3 separate regions of the Homo sapiens genome follow, and all the other regions are linked to region 1. Evidence: chromatin contacts called from ENCODE Hi-C or POLR2A ChIA-PET data. All regions are on one chromosome and are shown on one strand. Each heading gives the region's core, a stretch centred on a gene start or an enhancer-like site at or near the end of the contact. The rest is flanking DNA. Distances are from core to core; before and after follow the strand shown.

Region 1 (2,700 bases), core at 201-2,700:
ATAGGGTTTCTTCCGAGAGATCCACCATTAGTTTGATGGGCTTCCCTTTGTGAGTAACTCGACCTTTCTCTCTGGCTGCCCTTAACACTTTTCCCTTCATTTCAGCCTTGGTGAATCTGACAATTATGCGTCTTGGGGTTGCTCTTCTCACAGAGTATCTTTGTGGTGTTCTCTGTATTTCCTGAATTTGAATGTTGGCCTGCCTTGCTAAGTTGGGGAAGTTCTCCTGGATAATATCCTGAGGAGTGTTTTCCAACTTGGTTACATTCTCTCCATCACTTTCAGGTACAGCAATCAAATGTAGATTTGGTCTTTTCACATAGTCCCATATTTCTTGGAGGCTTTGTTTGTTTCTTTTTACTCTTTTTTCTCTAACCTTGTCTTCTTGCTTTATTTCATTAATCTGATCTTCAATCACTGATACCCTTTCTTCCACTTGACTGAATTGTCTATCGAAGCTTGTGCATGTGTCACGAAGCTCTCGTGCCATGGTTTTCACCTCCATGAGGTCATTTAAAATCTTCTCTACACTCTTTATTCTAGTTAGCCATTTGTCTAATGTTTTTTCAAGGTTTTTAGCTTCCTTGCGATGGGTTCAAACATCCTTCTTTAGCTTGGAATAGTTTGTTATTACTGATCTTCTGAAGCCTATTTCTGTCAGCTCGTTAAAGTCATTCTCCATCCAGCTTTGTTCCGTTGCTGGTGAGGAGCTGTGATCCTTTGGAGGAGACGAGGTGCTCCGATTTTTAGAATTTTCAGCTTTTCTGCTCTAGTTTCTCCCCCTTTGTGGTTTTATCTACCTTTGGTCTTTGATGTTGGTGACCTACAGATGAGGTTTTGGTGTAGATGACCTTTTTGTTGATGTTGATGCTATTCCTCTCTGTTTGTTAGTTTTCCTTCTAACAGTCAGGTCCCTCAGCTGCAGGTCTGTTGGAGTTTGCTGGAGGTCCACTCCAGGCCCAGTTTGCCTGGGTATCACCAATGGAGGCTGCAGAACAGCAAATATTGCAGAAGAGCAAATATTGCTGCCTGATCCTTCCTCTGGAAGCTTCGTCCCAGAGGGGCAGCCACCTATATGAGGTGTCTGTCATCCCCTAATGGGAGGCGTCTCCCAGTTAGGCTACACTGGGGTCATTGACCCACTTGAGGAGGCAGTCTGTCTGTTCTCAAAGCTCAAACGCTGTGCTGGGAGAACCACTGCTCTCTTCAGAGCTGTCAGACAGGGACGTTTACATCTGCAGAAGTTGTCTGCTGCCTTTTGTTCAGCCATGCCCTGCCCGCAGAGGTGGAGTCTAGAGGCAGTAGGCCTTGTTGAACTGTGGTGGGCTCTGCCCTGTTCTAGCTGCCCGGCCACTTTGTTTACCTACTCAAGCCTCAGCAATGGCGGATGCCCCTCCCCCAGCCAGGCTGCCGTCTTGCAGTTTGATCTCAGAGTGCTGTGCTAGCAGTGAGCAAGGCTTTGTGGGCGTGGGACCTGCCGAGCCAGGCACGGGGAGAGAATCACCTTGTCTGCTGGTTGCTAAGACCTTGGGAAAAGTGCAGTATTTGGGCGGGACTGTCCCATTTTTCCACGTAGCCTGTCACAGCTTCCCTTGGCTAGGAAAGGGAAGTCCCCTGACTCCTTGCACTTCCCGGGTGAGGCGACTCCCCGCCCTGCTTCAGCTTGCCCTCTGTGAGCTGCACCTACTGTCCAGCCAGTCCCAGTGAGATGAACCAGGTACCGAAGTTGGAAATGCAGAAATCACCCATCTTCTGCGTCAATCATGCTGGGAGCCGCAGACTGGAGCTGTTCCTATTTAGCCATCTTGGAATGCCCGATTTTGTGGCTTTTTGTAGTGATAACATGTGACTCCATTCTCTGTCTTATTTGTGTGTCTGCTCTACTATTGAGTTTTATACTTTTGTGTGTTTCTTTGAGAGTTTTAAGACTCTATTAAGCATTTTTGTAGTGTAGTGTGATAAATTCCCTTAGCTTTTGCTTGTCTGGGAAAGATGTTATTTGTCCTTCATTTTTGAAGGATAGGTTTGTGGATCTGGTATTATTGACTGACATTTTATTTTCAGCACTTGTAATATATCATCATATGCCTGTAAGGTTTCTGCTGAGAAATTTGTTTTTAATCTTATGGGGATTTTCTTATGTGTGATTTGATATTTTTCTTGCTATTTTTAGAATTGTGTCTTTGACTTTTCACAGTTTGACTATGATATACCTTGTAGAAGCCTTTTATGGATTGAATCTATTTGAGGAATTTTGTACTCCTGTATCTTCATGTTTTTGTCTTTTGCAAGACTTGGGAAGTTTTCAGCTATTATTTTTTTCAAATGTTTTCTTCCATTTCTCTTTCTTCTGAAACTCCCATAATTTGAATATTTGGTCGCTTTATGGCATCTCATATGTTATGTAGGCTTTCTTCATTTTTTAAAGTTGTTTTTTACTGTTATGTCTGAATGGGTTATTTTTTTAAAAATCTGTTTTCAAGTTCAGAAATTCTTCTGCTTAATTTTGTCTATTGTTGAGGCTCTCAACTGTATTTTATATTTCATTGAAATCTTCAGTTGTAGGACGTTTTAAATGATATCAATCTTTGTTGAATTTCTAATCGAGATCATAAATTGTTTTCATAATTTTTTGGATTATTTACTTTTTAAAAAATATCTCACTTAGTTTCTTTTGTATCAGAATTTTGATTTTTTTTC
Region 2 (2,700 bases), core at 119-2,618, 87 kb after region 1:
TTGATAATATTTTGATATGCTTTCATCTAAATATTTTTCTGGATTAAATGATTATAATCATGAAAAATAGTGTTATTTTTATTCATTTCACACTATCCTCTTTTGATATTAATCTTTACTTTAGGCCTATGAGATAGATAGGAGAGCAGTTAATATTTCTATTTTATAAATGTGGAAACTTTTTGAGGTTCAAAGAGATTAAGTGGCAGAGGTAGAACTATAACACAGGTCTAATATATATGAGATGCATTTAAGTTAAAAAACATAATGTTAAAATAAACACCCAAATGTTCACCTTCTATTAAAAAATAGACTATTATCAGCATCACCGAAGCCTTCTGTGTTCCCCACTTTGCCCATTCTGTCCCATTCCCATGCATTCGCCTTAGAATTAACCACTTTTCTGAATTTTAAGTTTTATATAATTGTGAACTTTAGAAAAATGATTCAGGTTACTGAACAATATGTATTACATGGCATGCATTTTTTTTGCCTAACATTTTTGTGAGATTCATTCATGTTGATGCATAGAGCTAGAGATCATCCAGTTTTACTTATGTATTTATTGTATTAATATTAAAAATAGATCTACCTACTTTTTATTGATGGAGTTTGGATTGTATCCAGTTTTTTTTCTCTCATAAACAATGCTCCTTTGGACATTTTCATTTTATATGTGTTGCCAGTAAATAGTATGTATCTGGATACTTCTCTTTTTACATTCAGTCTACATTTATTTTTAACTATAAGGCATAGTCTGTTTATATTTTATACTACTATTTTTCTTTATGCTTTTTATTTGGTCTGCTTGACTTTTTTTCCTTTCTTGTATTTTTTTTTTTTTTAGAGATAGGTCTTGCTATGTTGCCCAGGCTGGAGTGCAGTGGCTATTTACAGGCATGATTATAGTGCACTACAGCCTTGAACTCCTGGCCTCAAGTCAGCCTTCGAAGTAGCACACTATAGGTGTGCACCACTGTGCCCCACCCATTCTTGTATTTTAAAAATTAGTTATGTTTTGTTTTGTGTGTGTGTGTGGGGGGGGGGGCGGTGGTTTGCTTTACGTTCTAGAAGATTTAGACTCTTTCTATTTTTAAATAGTTTTCTATAAATTATAATATACTTGATAGACCTATCAAAGTCCAAAGTTAATTAGTATCTGTGTTCTCATTTTGAATAATAGGGACTTTAATCTATTTTAAGTACATTCACATTATTGTACAACCATTACCACCATTCATTTTCAGAACTTTTTTCATTTTTACCAAACTGAAACTCTGTATCTATGAAACAGGAACTCCTCATTCCTCTCTCCCCCTAAACCCTGACAGCCACCATTCTACTTTCAGTTTCTATGATTTATTTCATGACCCTAAGTACCTTAAATAAGTGGAATCACAGTATTTGTCCTTTGCTAACTGACTTATCTCGCTTAGCATAGTGTCTTAAAAGTTCATCTATGTTGCAGCATGTGTCAGAATGTTCTTCCTTTTTAAGGCTGACTATATTCCATTTTATGTATCAACTAAATTTTGTTCTATTCATCTGTTGATAGATAGTGGTGTTGCTTCTACATTTTGGCTATTGTGTGTAATGCCATTATGAACATGGGTGTTCAGTGTGTGTTTGTATCTCTCCTTTAAGTTCTTTTGGGTATATATCCAGAAGTAGAAGTGCTGGATCATATGGCAATCTATTTTTAGCTTTTTGAGGAAACATCATACTATTATTCATAGTGGCTGCACCATGTTACATTGCCACCAGCAGTGCACAAGGGTTCCAGTTACTCCATATCTCGCCAATACTTGTTTTCGTTTTTTTGATAATAACCATCCTAATGCATGTGAGGTGGAATCTCATTGTGATTTTGATTTTCATTTTCCTAATGAATAGTGATATTGAACATCTTTTCGTGTTGTTGGCCATTTATATGTCTTCTTTAGAGAAATGTTTATTCAAGTACTTTGCCTGCTTTTGAATTGGATTTTTTTTGTAAGTTGTAGGATTTCTTTATATATTCTGGATACTGATCCCTTAATAGATATGGGATTTGCAAATATTTCGTCTCATTCTGTGGGTTGCCTTTTTACTCTGATGAAGTCTACGTAATCTGTTTCTTTAGTTGACTGTGCTTTTGTTGTCATATTCAGAAATGTTAACAAATCTAATGTGAAGATTTTCCCCTATGTTTTCTTCCAAGAATTTTCAAAATAGCTTTATGCCTTATGCTTAGGTCTCTGATCCATTTTGTGTTAATTATTGTATATGGTGTTAGGTAAGGGTACAGATTCATTGTTTTGCATGTGGCTATTCAGTTTTTCCAGCATCATTTGTTGAAAAGGCTGCCCTTTCCTCATTGAATGGTCTTGGTACCCTTGTTGAAAATCATTTGACCATGTATTTGAGGGTTTATTTCTGGGATCTCTATTCTGTTCTGTTGGTTTATGTGTCTGTTTTTATACTAGTACCACACTGTTTTGATTACCGTAGCTTTACAGAAAGTTTTGAAATCAGAGAGTATTAATCCTGCAACTTTGTACTTTATTTATTTATTGGTAGGTTTTTTTTCTCTGAACACTTAAAAGATTTCACTCCACAGTGTTCTTACTTGCATGGTTTCTGAGAAATGAGATACAATTCTTGTCTTTGTTTTTCTATAGTTAAGGGCTTATTTTTTTCTGGATTTTATTAACTGTTTTT
Region 3 (2,700 bases), core at 28-2,527, 95 kb before region 1:
AAGACTGTCTCAAAACAACAAAAACAAACAAAAAACACCTCAAACGCAACAAATCGAAATAACCCCTCTACCTTTGCTTCACAATCTGATCCTCCTTCAATGTTCTGTTTCAAGGGATATTGCTATCCATTGGTATTGTTCCCAACATATATTTCTAAGCTTATTGCGGCCAGGTCAGCAGCATCTCTAGCTATTCTTCACCTCACACTTCAAGTATTCCACCATTACTTTTCACAGCACTCTGGTGCCTATGACAGTACTTCTAACACTGCACTGTAATTGCCTGGTTATCTATTTGCCTCACTAGATGGTAAGGACTAACTAGTGTCCATGAGGACAAGGACTTTGTCTATAATGTTAACATTGAATCCAATGCTTGACAGTATTTGGCTCACAGTAATCACGCAAATATTTTTCTAATACCCTAGATCGATGCTTCCTTCATTAAAAAAAAAAAAAAGAAAAAAAAAGTTCAGCCTCCCTTTATTATTTTTTTTGAGACGGAGTCTCGCTCTGTCACTCCAGGCTGGAGTATAGTGGCGCGATCTCGGCGCAAGCTCCGCCTCCCAGGGTTCACGCCATTCTCCTGCCTCAGCCTCCCGAGTAGCTGGGACTACAGGCACCCGCCACCACGCCCGGCTATTTTGTATTTTTAGTACAGACGGGGTTTCACTGTGTTAGCCAGGATGGTCTCGGATCTCCTGACCTCGTGATCCGCCCACCTCGGCCTCTCATTGTGCTGGGATTACAGGCGTGAGCCACCGCGCCCGGCTCAGCCTCCCTTTAAAGAGAAAACAATTTACTTTAGAATCCCGGAAATATTTAACTGGGGTCCCCAGGCCCCAATCTAATAAACATTGATTTCAGAAGGAGTTTTAAAAGTTTTATTCTTGTAACTGGCAAGGACTTAGAATACCACAGAAATGAAAACCCCAATTGTAAAAAGCAATCAAGTACATCATTTCAGGAACCACTGATTTTGTTTCAGGTACTGTACTAGTTATAGTTTATTAAAATCACTGGGCTTCCTCTTACCCGTGGGCCTTCCGAACGCACATGCTCCACTAAGTGCATCTTGGAACGTCTCCGGCGTCCTCCCACCCCCAACACACACATTAGGCGAAAGAAGAAACTCGCTTACCAGGAGTGCAGAGATAGTGGTTCCCGCTGGCGCAAAGAACAGGGACCCTGGAGGACGAAGGACTCCGACGTACGGACGCCCAGGGATCCGCGCCGAAGCTAGCACGCAGCCTACCCAACAGTCTACACAGCCGACCAGAGCGGTCGCTGGGGCTCAGCCGGAAGTTCCGCCCTCTCCCTTCCGGCGCTGCTTTTTACGTCACAGCACGCAAAGAACGCTTTCTTGGCTAAAAGAAGCGCCTTAGAGGAGACGGCTGTCAGTAGGCAACTGGGTACTCGAAGACTACGCTCTCAGTTGTCACGGAGTTGTAGCTGTGTTGTGTTGTGTTTTCCTCCATATATCCTAAAAACTTCTTCTGGGCCGGGCCAGTTGGCTTACGCCTGTTATCCCAGTGCTTTGGGCGGCCGAGGCGGGCGGATCACTTGGGGTCAGGAGTTTGAGACCAGCCTGGCCAACATAGTGAAACCCCGTCTCTACTAAAAATACAAAAATTAGCCAGGTGTGGTGGCGCGCGCCTGTAATCCCAGTTGCTCGGGAGGCTGAGGCAGGAGAATCGCTTGAACCTGGGAGGCGGAGGTTGCGGTGAGCTGAGATCGCGCCACTGCACTCCAGCCTGGGCGACAGAGCAAGACTCTCTGTCTCAAAAAAAAAAAAAAAAAAAAAAAAAAACTGTTTCTAATCCTCTTTTCAACCTACTCTCTGTTTGGGCCCTGTATTTATAAACATTTGCTGACAGAGTACTAAAATAAAGTATGTTTTTTTCACACGTCTTCTTACTCAGCTTCAAACTCCTTGACGCTAGGACTTTAAACTCCTAATCTTTTTGACCAGTTTATCACCAGTACCTGGCACTATGCTTGGAACGTGATAAGCCACGGTAAGTTTCTGTCTCCTCCTAGCTCATTTGGAAAGTTTAATGTGAAATGAAATTAAAACACATTTGTAAATTGGTGGCCTTTGGGGCCAATTCAGCCTCCACATATATTTGTAACCAAACACAGAATGAACATATTCTGCAGCCATTCTACTCCTAGTAATATACCCAAAGAAATTGAAAGCAGAGACACAAACAGACACTTGTACTCTAATGTCATTGTAGCATTATTGATAATAACCAAAAGGTGGAAGCAACCCAAATATCCATGAACAGATGAATAGATTAAAAAATGTTGCATGTACATACAATGGAATATTATTCAGTCTTAAAAAGGAATGAAGTTCTGATACATGGTACAACATGGATAAACTTTGGAGGCATTATACACTGAGATAAGCCAGGCACAAAAGGACAAATATTGTATAAGTCCACCTATATGAAGTGCCTAGAATAGTCAAATCATAAAGAAAGAAAGTAGAATAGTGTTTACCAGGGGCTGGGGAAAGGGAAGAATGGGCAGTTACTGTTTAATAGGTATGAATTTTCAGTATGGGATGATGAAAAAGTTCTGGAGATGGATAGTAGTGATGGTTGTACAAGAACGTGAATGTACTTAATGCCATTGAACTGTACACTTGAAAATGACTAAAATGGAAATGTTTATATTGTATATAGTTTACTA

What was found. A loop is a pair of places that touch in the nucleus more often than their neighbours do. ChIA-PET counts read pairs that join two places held with the same protein, here RNA polymerase II (POLR2A). Pooled maps may share reads with other maps.
Region 2: a loop to region 1 is called in a map of naive thymus-derived CD4-positive, alpha-beta T cell, with 2.2 times the contacts of the local background. The contact joins two enhancer-like sites. A Hi-C loop is called at or near these places in 1 of 168 maps with a recorded cell type or tissue (naive thymus-derived CD4-positive, alpha-beta T cell) and 4 of 50 pooled maps. POLR2A ChIA-PET finds 5 or more read pairs at or near these places in 1 of 52 experiments (activated CD4-positive, alpha-beta T cell).
Region 3: a map of naive thymus-derived CD4-positive, alpha-beta T cell shows a loop between it and region 1 (4-fold over the local background). The contact joins the promoter of TRMT10C here to the enhancer-like site in region 1. A Hi-C loop is called at or near these places in 2 of 168 maps with a recorded cell type or tissue (CD4-positive, alpha-beta T cell and naive thymus-derived CD4-positive, alpha-beta T cell), 1 of 37 single-sample maps with no recorded cell type and 8 of 50 pooled maps. POLR2A ChIA-PET finds 5 or more read pairs at or near these places in 9 of 52 experiments (CD4-positive, alpha-beta T cell, HepG2, K562 and 6 more).

What each region holds. Positions count from the first base shown.
Region 1 is chr3:101,465,826-101,468,525 of GRCh38, reverse strand. All of the region lies in intron 3 of SENP7 (SUMO specific peptidase 7), which reads left to right. Among named protein-coding and RNA genes, the nearest start is that of SENP7, 46 kb to the left of the region's middle. RefSeq lists enhancers at 884-1,430, 1,431-1,978. Within about 2 kb of position 1,450, at least 6 of the 41 ENCODE cell types and tissues checked have a DNase peak (open chromatin) inside an H3K27ac peak, as active enhancers do; they include CD4-positive, alpha-beta T cell, where a contact is called at or near this core.
Region 2 is chr3:101,378,784-101,381,483 of GRCh38, reverse strand. All of the region lies in intron 6 of SENP7 (SUMO specific peptidase 7), which reads left to right. Among named protein-coding and RNA genes, the nearest start is that of IMPG2, 60 kb to the right of the region's middle. Within about 2 kb of position 1,368, at least 3 of the 41 ENCODE cell types and tissues checked have a DNase peak (open chromatin) inside an H3K27ac peak, as active enhancers do.
Region 3 is chr3:101,560,445-101,563,144 of GRCh38, reverse strand. TRMT10C (tRNA methyltransferase 10C, mitochondrial RNase P subunit) reads right to left here and starts at 1,277. Exons shown (of 2, transcript NM_017819.4): 1 at 1,142-1,277. RefSeq lists enhancers at 1,142-1,211, 1,222-1,291.